2 separate regions of the Homo sapiens genome follow, and region 2 is linked to region 1. Evidence: chromatin contacts called from ENCODE Hi-C data. All regions are on one chromosome and are shown on one strand. The core of a region is the stretch at or near the end of the contact, and the rest is flanking DNA. Distances in the headings are between cores, read along the strand shown.

Region 1 (7,458 bases), core at 2,343-4,842:
GAGACCAGCCAACATAGTGAAAGCCCGTTTCTACTAAAAGTACAAAAATCAGCTGGGCATGGTGGCACGTGCCTGTAGTCCCAGCTACTCAGGAGGCTAAGGCAGGAGAATCGCTTGAACCTGGGAGGCAGAGGTTGTGGTGAGCCGAGATCGCGCTACTGCACTCCAGCCTGGGCAACAGAGTGAGACTCCATCAAAAAATAATAATAATAAAATAAAGACTGCTACTAAACAAGAAAATAACCAAACCAGATAGATGACTTCAGGTGGTGGTAAGAGCTTTGAAAGAATAAGCAAGGTAACTAACTGGTCAGAGGAAGTGAGATGGGTGCATTGCCTCAGATAGACCGCCCCAGAGGTCTGCCTCTCTGACATGACATTTGAGTAGAGACCCAACAGGAAAAGGAAGAGGCTGCTCTATGGCCGGGTACGGTGGCTCACACCTGTAATCCCAGCACTTTGGGAGGCCCAGGCGGGCGGATCACGAGGTCAGGAGATCGAGACCATCCTGGCTAAGACGGTGAAACCCTGTCTCTACTAAAAATACAAAAAAATTAGCCAGGCGTGGTGGCGGATGCCTGTAGTCCCAGCTACTCGGGAGGCTGAGGCAGGAGAATGGCATGAACCCGGGAGACGGAGCTTGCAGTGAGCCGAGATCGCGCCACTGCACTTCAGCCTGGGCGACAGAGTAAGACTCCATCTCAAAGAAAAAAAAAAAGAACCAAGAGGAGTCCAGGCGAAGAGAACAGCAGATGCAAAGACCCTGAGGCAGAAACAATCTTGGTATGCTGGAGGAATAGGAAGGCAGCCAGTGCAGCTAGAGCAGGATAGGTTAAGGGAGGATCAAGGTGATGAGGGCCTGGAAAGAGGGGCTGGGGTCGAATCACCAGATCCTGTTGGTTGCGATGGAAGAGCCTGGAGTTTATTCTCAGAGCAGTGAGAAGCCACCGGAAAGTTGTTTTTCTGTTTTTGAGACAGAGTCTAGCTCTGTCACCCAGGCAGACTGCAGTGGTGCAACCTCGGCTCACTGTAACCTCTGCCTCCCAGGTTCAAGCGATTCTCCTGCCTCAGGCTCCCCAGTAGCTGGGATTACAGGCACATGCCGCCATACCCATCTTTTTTTTTTTTTTTTTTTCAGACAGAGTCTCTGTCACCCAGGCTGGAGTGCAGTGGCACAATCTCGGCTCACTGCAACCTCCACCTCCCGGGTTCAAGCGATTCTCCTGCCTCAGCCTCCCGAGTAGCTGGGACTACAGGTGCATGCCACCACACCTGGCTAATTTTTTGTGTTTTTAGTAGAGACAGGATTTCACCACGTTAGCCAGGATGGTCTCGATTTCCTGACCTCGTGATCTGCCCACCACGGCCTCCCAAAGTGCTGGGATTACAGGTGTGAGCCACTGTGCCTGGCCAGCCACCGGAAAGTTTTATGTAAGCAGGGGAGTGATCTGTTTTATCATTTAGAAGGATACATACCTCTTCTTTTTTTTTTAGAGACAGGGTCTAGTTCTGTCACCCAGGCTGGAGCCCAGTGTCATAATCATAGCTTACTGTAACCTCAAACTCCTGGGCTCAAGTGATCCTCCTGCCTCAGCATCCCAAAGTGCTGGATTACAGGCATGAGTCACCATGCCTGGTCACACTTCTCATTCTTTAAACCAGACCTCATTTGTCGCCTCCCCCATCCCCCGCCCCACCCCACGGACTGTCCTATAATGCCCATACAACAGGTCACTGTTTAGAAAGTGCTACAAAGTTACAAACACAGTCCCTTCTGAGCCTCCCACCAATGTTGGTGGGTACAAGATCAAAAAAAAAAAAAAAAAACTCATCTATCTAAGGGGCATAGAAGACTTTTTAGTTAGAGGGCCCAATTATAGTCCTCCTGAAAAGATGCCAAAAGTCCCCTCATACACTTAGCAAAGATGCAAGAAAGATGAATCTCACATTCTTTGTATGGGAAATGAGGAACTTGACATCTTCAATATAATGGATTCCACTAAAATAAGATGACTATTAATAGGAACCAACTAAAAAAATACTTGACTAGCTGTTATTGAAAGGCTGAAATTCAGCTGACATAAGCAGTATTAATATTGAGCTAGAAAATAATTCGCATTGAATCCACCCCAACTTTTGTTTTCTGATTTGGGTCTCTTCTAAATTTTTTTTTTCTTCTGGACATTGGGAACAATCCAATTTGAAGGCCTCAATGACCAAATCTACACTCATGTTTTATTCTATATCCTTGGTTTCTTTTTTTTTTTTTGAAACAGTCTTGGTCTGTCGCCCAGGCTGGAGTGCAGTGGCGCAATCTCGGCTCACTGCAACCTCCGCCTCCCGGGTTCAAGCTATTCTCTGCCTCAGCCTCCCAAGTAGCTGGGATTACAAGCACCCACCACCACTCCTGGCTAATTTTTGTATCTTCAGTAGAGATGGGGTTTCACCATCTTGGCCAGGCTGGTCTTGAACTCCTGACCTCGTGATCCACCCGCCTCAGCCTCCCAAAGTGCTGGGATTACAGGCGTGAGCCACCACGCCCGGCCCTACATCCTTGGTTTCAGTAAATCTCTATTCTAAAACTGAAAAAGAGAAAACATTGCAGATAAAACTTTACAGCAGGGTCTTGTGTTTTGTTCAGGACAAGATTCGTAAGCTCCAAATGCTACAAGGAACCCTGCCTGAGTGCTGGCAACTTTTTTATCCTGACTGGGCAGCCGTTGTACATATTTCTGTAGAAATTCATGGAGCTGTATACTTTACTGTAATTCTACCCGATACAAAAGATTATAATACTTGGCTGGCTACCATTTATTGTGACTGTCTAGCCACAATGCCAGGCACTGTGCTAGACACATCACACGATTCTCAGCTAATCCCCGCCCCATTCTATTCCCATTTTACTGCTGAAGGATCTGAGGCTCAGAGAAGGCAAGCCACTTACCAAAGGTCCCACAGCAATAAACAGACAAGGCAGAATTCGGTTTCAAGTTGGTCTAACTGTATGTGAAGGCTGAAATGTCCGGGAGGCAGGCACCTCATACCAGAATGTTAGGCGTGGAGGGGGTGCTCAAATCCTTTCATTTAACAGCAGATGAGGCTATTGAAAGACTGTCTCGGTCAACAGCTGGAAGACAAACCCACCACGGTCCAGACTGCAGTTCTCGTGTCCTTTTGGCCCGGCTGGGTTCCACTGGATTGGATGAGGACGCGTTTGTGGAGGGAGCAGGAATAAGGAAGATCTCCTTCCCACCTGCTGTTCCCCAGAGCCGGGAGCACCCGGCGTCGGGGGTGGGAGGGAACAGCGGCCAGGCCGAGCCTCCAGCACCCGGCTCCCTCCGTGCGCCCTCGGACCCCAGGGGCACCGTCCCCGCGCGCGCTCCCTGCCGCCCTACCTGGATGGACCGCCGGCTGCCGGCTGGGCCTGCCGGGCTGGAGCGCACTGCCGCTGGACTCGCTCATGGCCGCGCCCCGCGCTCCTCAGAGGCTGCCGAGGACCCTCTCCAGCCGCCGCCGCCGCCGCCGCCTCCCCGGCCTTCCCTCGCGGAGCCGGGATTCCAGGTTCCGGCGCTGACATCACAGAAGCCGGAGTGGGGCGCCCCCGCGAGGAGCCGAGCATCAGGGACCGCAGAGGGGCTGCAGAGCCCGGGAGATCCGGCAAGGCTCCATCCAGCGGTGGCGACAAGCAGCGACCTCCCTGATGTCTCACTGAGCTTAAAAAATAACAATAGATTGGGCGCACTGGGAGCCCAGTCTCCACCAGGACCCGGTACACCCATGTAACAAACATGCACATGGACCCCCTGCATCTAAAATCAAACCTGATCTAATAAAGAAATAAATAACAAAAATAACTGGTTGGGAGTGGTGGCTCACGTCTGTAATCCTCGCATTTTGGGAGTCCGAGGCTGGAGGACCGCACGAACTCACAAGTTTGAGACCAACCTGGCCAACACAGTGAGACCCCCATCTTTAAAATTAAAAAATAAAAAGTCCACACGCAAAAAACCCCAAGACTCCAAATCAGTGCATCTAGTAAGTTACCATTTGGGAACAAAAAGGAAACCAAAAAATATATTTGTACATGCTTGTAAATGCCTAAGCTATCTCCCTAGAGGGTGCAAAAAACTGGCTACCTGTGGTAGCTCTGGGTGGGGAGCTAGAGGGCCGAGTGAAGAGAAAACCACGTGCAGTGTTTGTCTTTTACGTTTTGCACTATATCCTCGTTTCATCTCTACCTCTGTTCGTGTGCAGGTTAAAAACATAAAATTGCCAGGCGCAGTGGCTCACACCTGTAATCTCACCACTTTGAGAGGCCGAGGCGGGAGGATCACCTGAGGTCAGGAGTTCGAGACTATCCTGGCCAACACGGTGAAACCCTGTCTCTACTAAAAATACAAAATTAGCCTGGCATGGTAGTGCATGCCTGTAGTCCCAGCTACCAGGGAGGCTGAGGCAGGAGAATCGCTGGAACCCAGGAGGCAGAGGTTGCAGTGAGCCGAGATCACGCCACTGCACTCCAGCCTGGGCGACAGAAGGAGACTCCATCTCAGAAAAAAAAAGAAAAAGAAAAGTAATTGCTAAATATAAATAAATGGGGAAAATGGAGAGAAATCTCCTGTGCAGATTTTGAAATCATTTACGTAGATACTTTAAGGATGGGGAGCTTAGCTCCCTACTCCTTAAGTGTGAGTTGCCCATAGCGACATCCTTCCAAAAGAGTGCAGTATGGAAGTGGTGGTGGAAGAGGGTGAGGGTGGGTTTTATATTAGATAATACCTGACAAACACTGTCTCAGACAGATGATCAAAGTTAACATCATCCGGGATCAGTGGCTCACACCTGTAATCCCAGCACTTTGGGAGGCCGAGGCAGGTGGATCACTTGAGGTCAGGAGTTCGAGACCAGCCTGGCCAACATGGCGAAACCCTGTCTCTACCAAAAATACAAAAAAATTAGCTGGGCATGGTGGCGGGCGCCTGTAATCCCAGCTACTAGGGAGGCTGAGGCAGGAGAATCTCTTGAACCCAGGAGGCGGAGGTTGCAGTGAGTCGAGATTGCACTACTGCACTCCAGCCTGGGCAACAGAGTAAGACTCCATCTCAAAAAAAAAAAGTAAATAAGTAAATAAGTTAACATCAACATTAAGCCATGAGGATGGTGTGCACCCTTCCTACGATGGGATGAGAAGGGCACTTTACCTCTGTGGTCATAAGAAAAATATCAGACAAATTCAACTGAGGGGCATTCTACAGAATACCTGATTAGTATTCCTCAAAACTGTCAAGGTCATTTAAAAAAAAAAAAAAAGGAGGCTGGAGACTGGGTGTGGTGGCTCATGCCTGTAATCCCAGCACTTTGGGAGGCCAAGGCAGGTGGATCGCAAGGTCAGGAGTTCGAGACCAGCCTGGCCAAGATGGTGAAACCCTGTCTCTACTAAAAAAAATACAAAAAATTAGCTGTGTATGGTGGTGGGCACCTGTAACCCCAGCTACTCAGGAGGCTGAGGCAGAGAATTGCTTGAACCCAGGAAGCGGAGCTTGCAGTGAGCCGAGATTGTGCCACTGCACTCCAGCCTGAGCAACAGAGTGAGACTCCGTCTCAAAAAAAAAAAAGGCTGGACGCAGTGGCTCATGCCTATAATCCCAGCACTTTAGAAGGCTGAGGTAGGAGGATGGCTTGAGCCCAGGAGTTGGAGACTAGCCTGAGCAACACAGTGAGACCCCATCTCTCCAAAAAATTTTAAAAATTATCTGAATGTGGTGGTGCACGCCTATAATCTGAGCTACTCAGTTCCTGGAACACAAGTTAAAACACATTAAAAACTATGGAAATCTTAATAAAGTAGGGACTTCAGTTAATAGTCATGTATCACTCTTGGTTCATTAATTGTGAGAAATGTACCATATTGATGTAGGATGTTAATAGTAGGGGAAACTGGGCGTGGGCCATGTGAAAACTCACTATCTTATCCTCAAAGGTTTTCTGTAGATCCAAAACTATTCCAAAACAGAAAATTATGTGTGTGGGTAAGTAATTTCCTGGCTCAAAATAAAAGCTATTTTTTATTTATTTATTTATTTTGAGACAGAGTCTCACTCTGTTGCCCAGGCTGGCGGCAGTGGCACAGTCTTGGCTCACTGCAACCTCTGCCTCCCAGGTTCAAGCAATTCTCCTGCCTCAGCCTCCCGAGTAGCTGGGATTACAGGCACCTGCCACCATACCGGCTAATTTTTGTATTTTTAGTAGAGATGGTGTTTCGCCATGTTGGCCAGGCTGGTCTCAAACCACCGACCTCAAGTGATTCGCCCATCTTGGCCTCCCAAAGTGCTGGGATGACAGGCATGAGCCACCGTGCCCAGCTGATAAAAGCTGTTTTTATTGTGGTTAAGGGTAAGGTCACTGGATGGGAACCTGGTTTCTGATTATTTCCTATGTGAGCTGGACCATGTGCCACAAACTTTCTGAGCCTGTTTTCTCATCTGTAAAATGGGGATATAAGACTAGAGCTTAGGTCCCAGGGCTGTGGCAACAACAACTGCCTAGGGGCAGCCTAAATTTCTATTGATCGGAGAGGGGTTAAATAAATTTTGACACATCCGTCCAGCAATTACATAGCTCTACATGGAGATGTATCAAAAATTATATTTATAGAAGGTATATTATTAAGTGAAAAAGCAAGGTGGAGGCTGGGCATGGTAGCTCATGCTTATAACCCCAGCATTTTGGGAGGCTGAGGCAGGAGGGTCACTTGAGTCTAGGAGTTTAAGACCAGCCTGGGCAACGTAGTGAGATCCCTATCTCTACAAAAATAAAAATTATCCAGGTGTGGTGGCACACATCTGTAGTCCTGGCTACTTAGGAGGCTAAGGCAGGAGGATTGCTTGAGCCCAGGAGTTCAAGGTTCAGTGAGCTATGCTCATGACACTGCCCTCCAACAACAGCGAGACACCATCTCAAAAACAAAACAAACAAAAAAAACAAGATGAACAAGTGTATCAGGTAAGCCACCATTTGGGTTAAAAAAGCAAGAATATATATGTATCTGTTTCTAAATGCAGCATACATCTCAGGACAAGGGCAGGGGAATTTTTACTAATTACCCCTTTTTTTACTCCATAGACATATTACTGATACATACTCAAATGTTAAAAAATGATCTTTAAACCTGTGGCACAGGGGAAGTGTCAGGAAATGATGACTATTTCTACTGAGAGACAATTCCTCCCTCTTCCCTTCCTTACTGGAGGCCACCTCCCAGCCCGCAGTCCCAGCCTGCAGATCTGGAAAGGAACCCAGTTTTTCTGCATATGGAAGATGGAATGGGATGGAGGTGAGTGGTGACTGTGCAGTGACCCTAGAGAGAAGATCCAGCACTTCCTGCTGGCTGCACCTGGCACCTGGCACCTGGCCCTGGCTTGGCTCTGCATCCTGAGCCAGAGAGACCTCGGTTATTTT
Region 2 (7,458 bases), core at 1,384-3,883, 900 kb before region 1:
AGCCACCATATAAGACGTGACTTTGCTCCTCTTTTGCCTTCTACCATGATTGTGAGGCCTACCCAGCCATGTGGAGCTTTGAGTCCATTAAATCTCTTTTTCTTTATAAATTACCCAGTCTTGGGTATTTCTTCATAGCAGTATGAAATTAATACACATACCATGACATTTGTCAGTGGGAAGCCATGGGCAGTGCACTGACCATTTCTCAGGTGAGGAATAGAGCCAGGGAAGCCACTGGTTTTCATTAGACAAAGTGAACTGGGCACTTGAGAGCCTGACATGGCTCCCTGGACCTCCTGGAGCCATTCTCTCCAAGGCTGGAGACCCAGTGAACTCTCCTGGGAGGTGAGGTTCCTCTGTGACAATGTCTGACCTGACAGCAAATGACACCAGTCTAACCATTGGTGGATAATATGGCCTGCAGAGCCAGATGGCCTGGATTGGATTTTGTCTTTGCCAACCGTCTAACCCCGGGGCAGTACTTAACCCCTCTTGGCCTCAGTGTCTCCATCTGTAAAACAGGGAGAATAACAGTCTCTGGCCTAAAGGGTAACTGGGAGGATTAAATGAATTAAAGAATTTAAAACACTTAGAATAGCTCCTGGCACACAGAAAGCACTATGTACTCAGCTATTATTGTTATTATTATCATCCATGGGTGTTTGAACTTTTTGGAGGGAAGGAATGCACCTGCCACTCAATGTCCTCCTTCATTTTCACTCTGTGCTCCCTGTGGTATCATCACCCAAAGTGAAACTGACCATCACAGTCAGGGTCCTCTGTAAAACAAGTGGGAAAGGGAATATAACCGTAACTGCAATGTTAATCAGCTCATATTAAGGATTTTCCACATGCCAGACCCTGCGTGAAGCACTTTATATGTTAGCACGTGTTAGACCTTCACAACAACCCCAATAGGCATGTGCGATGAAAAAGATCTCCATTTTGCAGACGTTGAGGACATGTGGCTCACGAAAGTGAACTTGCCCACGTTGACAAAAGGATCTCGGCGTCAGTTCCAAGAGCTGCCACCAGGTGACAGTGCCCATCCACTTTCCAATTGCGCAGTCTGGCGGGAACACACTTTGGGTCGTCCCGCAAACATTTAATGAGCGCCTACTGTGCCTGGAACTGTTCTGGGCTCTGAGGATCCATGCAAATAAACCAGGAGTGGGGCGAAAAACTGCCATTATGGTTCTTCCTTTCCATTTTCCCTTGAATATAATAAAAGGTATCCCAGAGATGCGTGCCCAAGGGGGATGTGGCCTAACCGGACCGGAACTGGGAGGCTGGCAGGGAGGGATGGGAGTATCTGGAAGGGCCACGGTCCCCAAAGATCAGGGGCTGCCACTATTCCCAGAAGGAGGTGTTCTGCATCTCCCCTTCCTGCAGCCCCCGGGAGAGGGGAGCAGGGGTCCGTCCTATCCCTTTTGGTCTTATGTGGCTGGGATGGTTGCGGCGACGGGGGTAGAGATTGGGGGGCGCACCGCGGAGGGAGAAAGGAAATCTCACCCTGAGAATCTGGAGTGCAGGGAAGGGATGCTGCTCAAAGGTCTGTTTCTGGCTTTGGCGGGGGGCCACCTGAGACTGCCAGGGTTTGATGGTCTGAAGGTCACCCAGGGAACCAGCCCCATATGGGGTGCCGGAGCGCAGCTCCCAGGCCTGGTCGAAGCAATGCGACCTCGGAGAGGCCTGAGGACTAGGACGGGGTGAGGGGGACTCAGAGACGGCTGCCCCGGACCCCTCCTTCAAGCAGGTCCCACGGCCGCCCAGCGGACACGCGTCCGGGCTGTGCCCTGACCGTCTGCGGAGCGCACGGCCAGTGGCCCGGGCCGCTGAGTGTGTGAGCCCTGAAGGGCAGTGGACATGTGCGTACGTGGGTGATGTGTGCGGTAGGGGTGGTGGCGATCCTGCGTAGGGACCCACGTGAGGGGTGCACCGACTGGACGTGTGTGTTTCGAGGGGCCAAGGAAGCGGGTGTTGGTCCCAGTGTGCGTAAACGGACAACGACATCTGGGAGTTGGGCAGTGAGGAGAGAGAAGAGTGTGTCCAGGAGGAACCTGCCTGGAGGAGGCCTAGCGGTGTGTGTGCGCCTAGGTGTATACCGGGGCGTTGGTGACTTCGAGAGGCACCGGGCGGGATCGATCCTCTCTGCGTCCTGGACCTGGTGCTGGTGTGTTTCGGGGAAGTTACTGCTTATGAACCCCCCTTGGAGCGTGGCCTGGGGGCAGGAAGGCTTCCGCGCTGGGACCCCTGGGTCGCGATACCTCCCTCGGTAAGTGTATTGGCTAGGGGAGTGTTCCCGCAAATGGATCTACCCTGGGGAGTTGCCCGGCTCGTCTGGACTGCTTACGGGCGCACTGACGTTGTGGGGGGAATGTCCCCGAATTGGGGGCACGAGGTCGGGGGAATCGTCTCTGAGATCCGGGCTAGAAGCTACGAGCTTGGGCTCCGGGGGTGCATGCAGACGGCGCCTAGCCCCGCGCGGAACCGCCGGCGGGACCGGGGGTGGGGCTCGGAGGCCCGGGGGCGGGGCCGGCCGGGGGCGGGGGCGGGGGCGGGGCCGCGGCCGCTGCAGCAGCGCGGGCCGGGCCAGGGGGCGCCTCGCGCGGCAGCGACTCTGGCAGGCGCTGCAGTGAAGCTGGACCCGCAGGCGGGCGTGCGTGGAGCGGGGGCCGCGGCCGCGCCGCAGAGATGTGACTCGGGCCGAAGGCCAGCTGGAGCGTCGGCGCTGCGGGGCCGCGGGGGTCGGTAAGTGCGAGCTGCGCCGATGCAGTGGAGGACGCTGTGGGGACCCCAGAAACTTTTCCCGCCGTGGATTTGGGAGAATTGGGGGGTCCGCTTCTTGTGTTTTTCTAAGCGCCCCCCCAACCCAAGCCAGGGAGTTTATTGCTGGGGGAGATGTGGAATCTGGGCGAGGGGAACCACGGTGCGACGAGAGCAGAGCCGTAGAGGGGTGGGCGGGGGAGGGGAGGATCTGGGGACCTTTACGGGGGGAGGGAGACTGTGCCCGGACCAGGTAGAGATCCAAGTCTCCCAGGAGGGTGTGGGGGCGACCACAGGTGAAGGGCAGCTGGGAGGGTAAAGGAGCCCAGCCGTGTCCTAGTGACTCGTCATGTGTGAGGAGCTGCGGGCTGGTCCTGGGGCCGCGTTGGGGGCTGACTGTGGACAGGGCAGACGCAGCCGGGGGCACAAGGGCTGGACTTTGGGGGTGAACAGCCGCACCTGTCGCGGGGGCTGGGGGTCAAGCCCGCAGCCGGCTTGAGTGCGCATTACTCAGCAAGGGGAGGGGGGGACACGGCGGTGGGAGATGGCAGAGCTGAGACCTGGGCTGGGGACGAATGACGGGGAGGGGTGGGGAGGAGGGGGCGGCTGCATACAATGGCGGGGGGGGCAGTGGCGTTTCCCTTCCAGACAGGGGGCACTTGGACCTCTGGAAGAGGCGGCTAGGCTGGAGATAAGGACTAGACCTGTTCTCGGTCCCCTCTCCTTGGGGGACACAGGCTTCCAGCCCCACAAGGACCCCACACATCCCGGGGTCCCTAGCGCTTAGGCCGAAAAGGGAGCGCGCGGGAGGAGCCCGCACCCGCCTTGGCCCCGGGCAGCCGGTTGAACAGCCTGGGAAGGGGCCAACGACCTTGCCCCAGAAATCTCCCCCGTGCAGCGGGTTCACTCCTCCGTCCTTGCTCTGTCACACCCAGGCCTAGCCAGTCCTCCCTTTCCGTCCCCCGTTCGCTAAGGGGGCGGCTCCTTGGAGCGCGGACAAAGGCCCCTGGAGTGTGGCGGGCAGCGGCGTCCCCGCCTGGGGCCCCAGCCCACGCGCCACATTGGCCGCCCAACTGCACCAGGCCGGGGGGCACCTGAACAGAGCCCAGAAAGCCCTGGGGGACCCCGCAAAGACAAGAGAAGTGGGGGAGGGATCTGGCACAAAAACCCCGGCACTTCAGCCAAGGAACCTTCTTAATTCAGAAGTTTCTTCGGTGGGGACTCGGGCTTGCGGAGGATCCAGGCTTTGAGTTAAACTGCATGCAAATGACATGTAAATAGAATGCAAATTGGCATCTGTCGTTTGGAAGCCCTCCCGGCCAGTTTGGTATCTAAGACTGTGGAGTGAACAGTTTGCTATCTGCTCCCTGCTCTAAGCCTGGAAAGGGGTCAGCTGAGTTGGGAAGGGAAGGAGATTCCAGGAGGAAGGAGCCGCCATTTGGGGGCACAGGCAGCAAGACAGGCAGTTTTGTTAGAAAGATAAACTCAGAATCTTTACTGGATTAATATGTTATTTCAAGAAACGTGCCAGGGACAGAACTGGGTGCCTTGTATAAAACGGACAAAACCCCTGCTCTCCCGGGGCTGGGGAAGTGAGTGGACAAACATTAAACAAACCCATAGCAAATGGCTATGAAATCCGATTGGGGTGAGGACGGCCAGGAAAATAAGATGGGGTGATGTAAAAGAAGGTGACAGGGGTGTATGTACCTGAGATGACTGTTCCGGGAGTGACATTTGAGTGGAGCCCAGCTAGAAGAGGGGCCCTCCGCTGGGAGGTCTTGGAGGAAGACTGAACCAGGAGGAAGGCACTGTGCCTGCAAAAGCTTGGAGGTGGGAATGAGCTTAGAGGAACTGAACAAAGGCCATTGTGGCTGGAGCTGTAGGCAGATTTGGGGGTGGGGATAGGGGAATGGTAGGGACCAGCCAGATCATGATCTTTTGGGTCATGGAAAGGAGTTTAGGGTTTATTCTGTTTGGACCAGTGAACCCTTGGAGGGTTTTGAGTGGGAGGCCATGGGATCTGATTTGTAGAAGCTCCCCTGACGTTGACAAGGAAATGGAAAATAGCCCCCCTTTCCATTCTGCCCATGGGGATAGAGAGACGCTGGGAGCCTCCAAGGGGCTCTGTCCAGCCTTGGGGGACCGCTTTGAGCCTAGCCAGCCACTGCAAGCCAACTGGAGGAGCAGCTCAGGTTTTAAAATCCACTCCCTGCTTTCATACAGTTTTTATCCACTCTAACGGAGCCCCCCGGAGCCCACGGCCCCGTAAGCACTTTCTCGCAGAGCTTCCTGGGGGTTCCGCTTAGTCACATTTTCTTCTCGGAATTACAGCCTGAGAGGAACCAACCACTGTGGATCGGGCAGCCAAGGATGCAATTTGCATTTCAATGATTGCTTTTATTTACAGGACTGGAGCTGCTTTGCATATTCATGGATCACAGAGCTTGTGTTCTTGCAACCCTGTTTACTAACCTATGAGGATTTTTTAATTTGAGAGCCCTCAAATGGGCCAGTGGTCTAGTCAGCATTGGGAAATGAAGATGATGAGATCCTGTAACTCGGAAAAGATATCAGAGGGTGAGAATTGGGGGTGTGGGAAAGAGCGGGTCTGAAGTCAGGAAACCTTGTAACAGTTTAATCCTGCAGAGCAGGAAATGGACCAGAGGCTCCAGCAGGAGTGAGTTGGGACAGACTATGATGCTGGGGTGCATGGGGATCTGGCTCTGCAGCCCCATCCTGAGCCTCTGCCACACGTGAGGGATTCAGAACAGGGATGCAGCAGAAACGCCTTGAGGTCAGGAGCTGGGAGAAATGGGGGCTAGTCCCAGGCCAGCCTGTAAATTCCAGTGAACCTCTGGCCAATTTTCCTGACGTCTCTGCCTTCATTTTCGCAACAGGAAAATGGGAATCATGATTGTCTTTCTTTTTTGAGACAGTTTAACTCTGTCGCCCAGGCTGGAGTGCAGTGGCGCAATCTCGGCTCACTGCTAACTCCGCCTCCCGGTTTCAAGAGATCCTCCTGCCTCAGCCTCCCAAGTATCTGGGATTACAGGTGTGCACCACCACGCCCGGCTTATTTTTGTATTTGTAATAGAGACAGGGTTTCACCATGTTGGCCAGGCTGGTTTCAAACTCCTGTCCTCAAGTGATCTGCCCACCCCAGCCTCCTAAAGTGCTGGGATTACAGGCATGAGCCACCGCGCCTGGCCATGATTGACTTTTTAACAAGCAATTCACTAAAAAGCTGTTGCTTCCTCTGTGTCGGGCACCAAACCTGACTTTTCTTTTCTTGTTGTATTTATTTATAATAGAGACAGTCTTGCTACGTTGCCCAGGCTGGTCTTGAACTCCCTTCCTCAAGCAATCTCCTGCCTCCCATAGTGCTGGGATTACAGGCATGAGCCATCACGCCTGGCCCAGACTATTTTTCACGTACTTCTCACACCAGCCTTGTAAGGCAGCGCTATCATTATCCCCATTTTACAGATGAAGAGACCGAGGTTCAGAGAGGTTAAGTAATGCCCAGTGTCATATAGCTCTGTCTGACTCCCCTCTTCTGGCCTGCCTCCCACTGAGGCCTTTCAGCCTGATGGGAGAGTGAACTGTGTACCCGTATTCATGTGGGTACTGGGCACTGAACTATTAAATATGCACAGGGCTCGGAAATCCACTCCCACCCCACCTGCTCATTTTGTCTTTCCCTTCTGTGTTCCAGTGCCTACCGCCATCTTTAGAGAAGGTAGGTTAAGATGCCACTGCCCTGCTAGACACTCGGAGGGGACATGGCTGGGGTCGAGGGGACATGGCTGGGGTCGAGGGGACACAGGGTGGAGCCGTGCTGGTAGCAGCTGGGGCAAGGCCAGTAAGAATGTTCTAGAATGGTTTTGTACATTTCATGTCTCCTTTCCCGTGAGTGAAAGGGAAGATGAGGATGCTGGTTCCCAAGAGAATGGCTGGTGTCTGCTCTCTGGGTGTCCTGGGTCTGACTCCGCAAGAGAGATGCCTGGTTTCAGGGCACCCCAAGGTCCTCTGGCCTAGGTTCTACCTCCACAGCGAGGCTCTCACTTACAGCACCTGCTGCAGGTTGCAGAAGAGTGTGGGAGTCCCCAGGGCCAACCACCCCAAGAGGGTCTCCCCTTCACACCACCTCAGGGACCTCTTTCGTTGATGTTTGATGGGGGAGGCTAGAAGCCAGCAGTGGACAAAAACCTAAACCAGTAATCTCATTACAACACATTCTTTTCTTATTTTATTTTATTTTATTTTATTTTATTTTATTTATAACAGAGACAGAGTCTTGCTATGTTGCCCAGGCTGGTCTTGAACTCCTGGCCTCAAGCAGTCTCCCACCTCAGCCTTCCAGAGTGCTGGGATTACAGGCATGAGCTTGGAAACCAGCGGTGGACAAATACCTAGGCGAGCCACCTCGTTACAACACCATCTCCATGGCAACCACCCCTTCTAGAAAAATCAGTTTCAGAAGAGCTCACCACCTCAGACAAGGGAGCGTTTGCCAATCTTTTTTATTTTATTTTATTTTATTATTATTTATTTTATTTTATTATTATTATATTTTGAGCAGGGTCTTTATGCTGTCACCTAGGCTGGAGTGAAGTGGCTCAGTCACGGCTCACTGCAGCTCAAACTCTTGGGCTCAAGCGATCCTCCCACCTTAGCCTCCTGAGT

The links. A loop is a pair of places that touch in the nucleus more often than their neighbours do.
Region 2: a loop to region 1 is called in a map of psoas muscle, with 5 times the contacts of the local background. The contact joins the promoter of GPRC5B here to the promoter of TMC7 in region 1. A Hi-C loop is called at or near these places in 1 of 168 maps with a recorded cell type or tissue (psoas muscle).

The regions. Positions count from the first base shown.
Region 1 is chr16:18,980,068-18,987,525 of GRCh38, reverse strand. It overlaps TMC7 (transmembrane channel like 7), which reads right to left and starts at 3,592. Exons shown (of 16, transcript NM_024847.4): 1 at 3,396-3,592. The coding sequence starts at 3,462. RefSeq lists a silencer at 3,622-3,681.
Region 2 is chr16:19,880,023-19,887,480 of GRCh38, reverse strand. GPRC5B (G protein-coupled receptor class C group 5 member B) reads left to right here and starts at 2,633. Exons shown (of 4, transcript NM_016235.3): 1 at 2,633-2,754. RefSeq lists a silencer at 2,080-2,374 and enhancers at 3,890-4,620, 4,621-5,350, 5,351-6,082, 6,083-6,812, 6,813-7,458.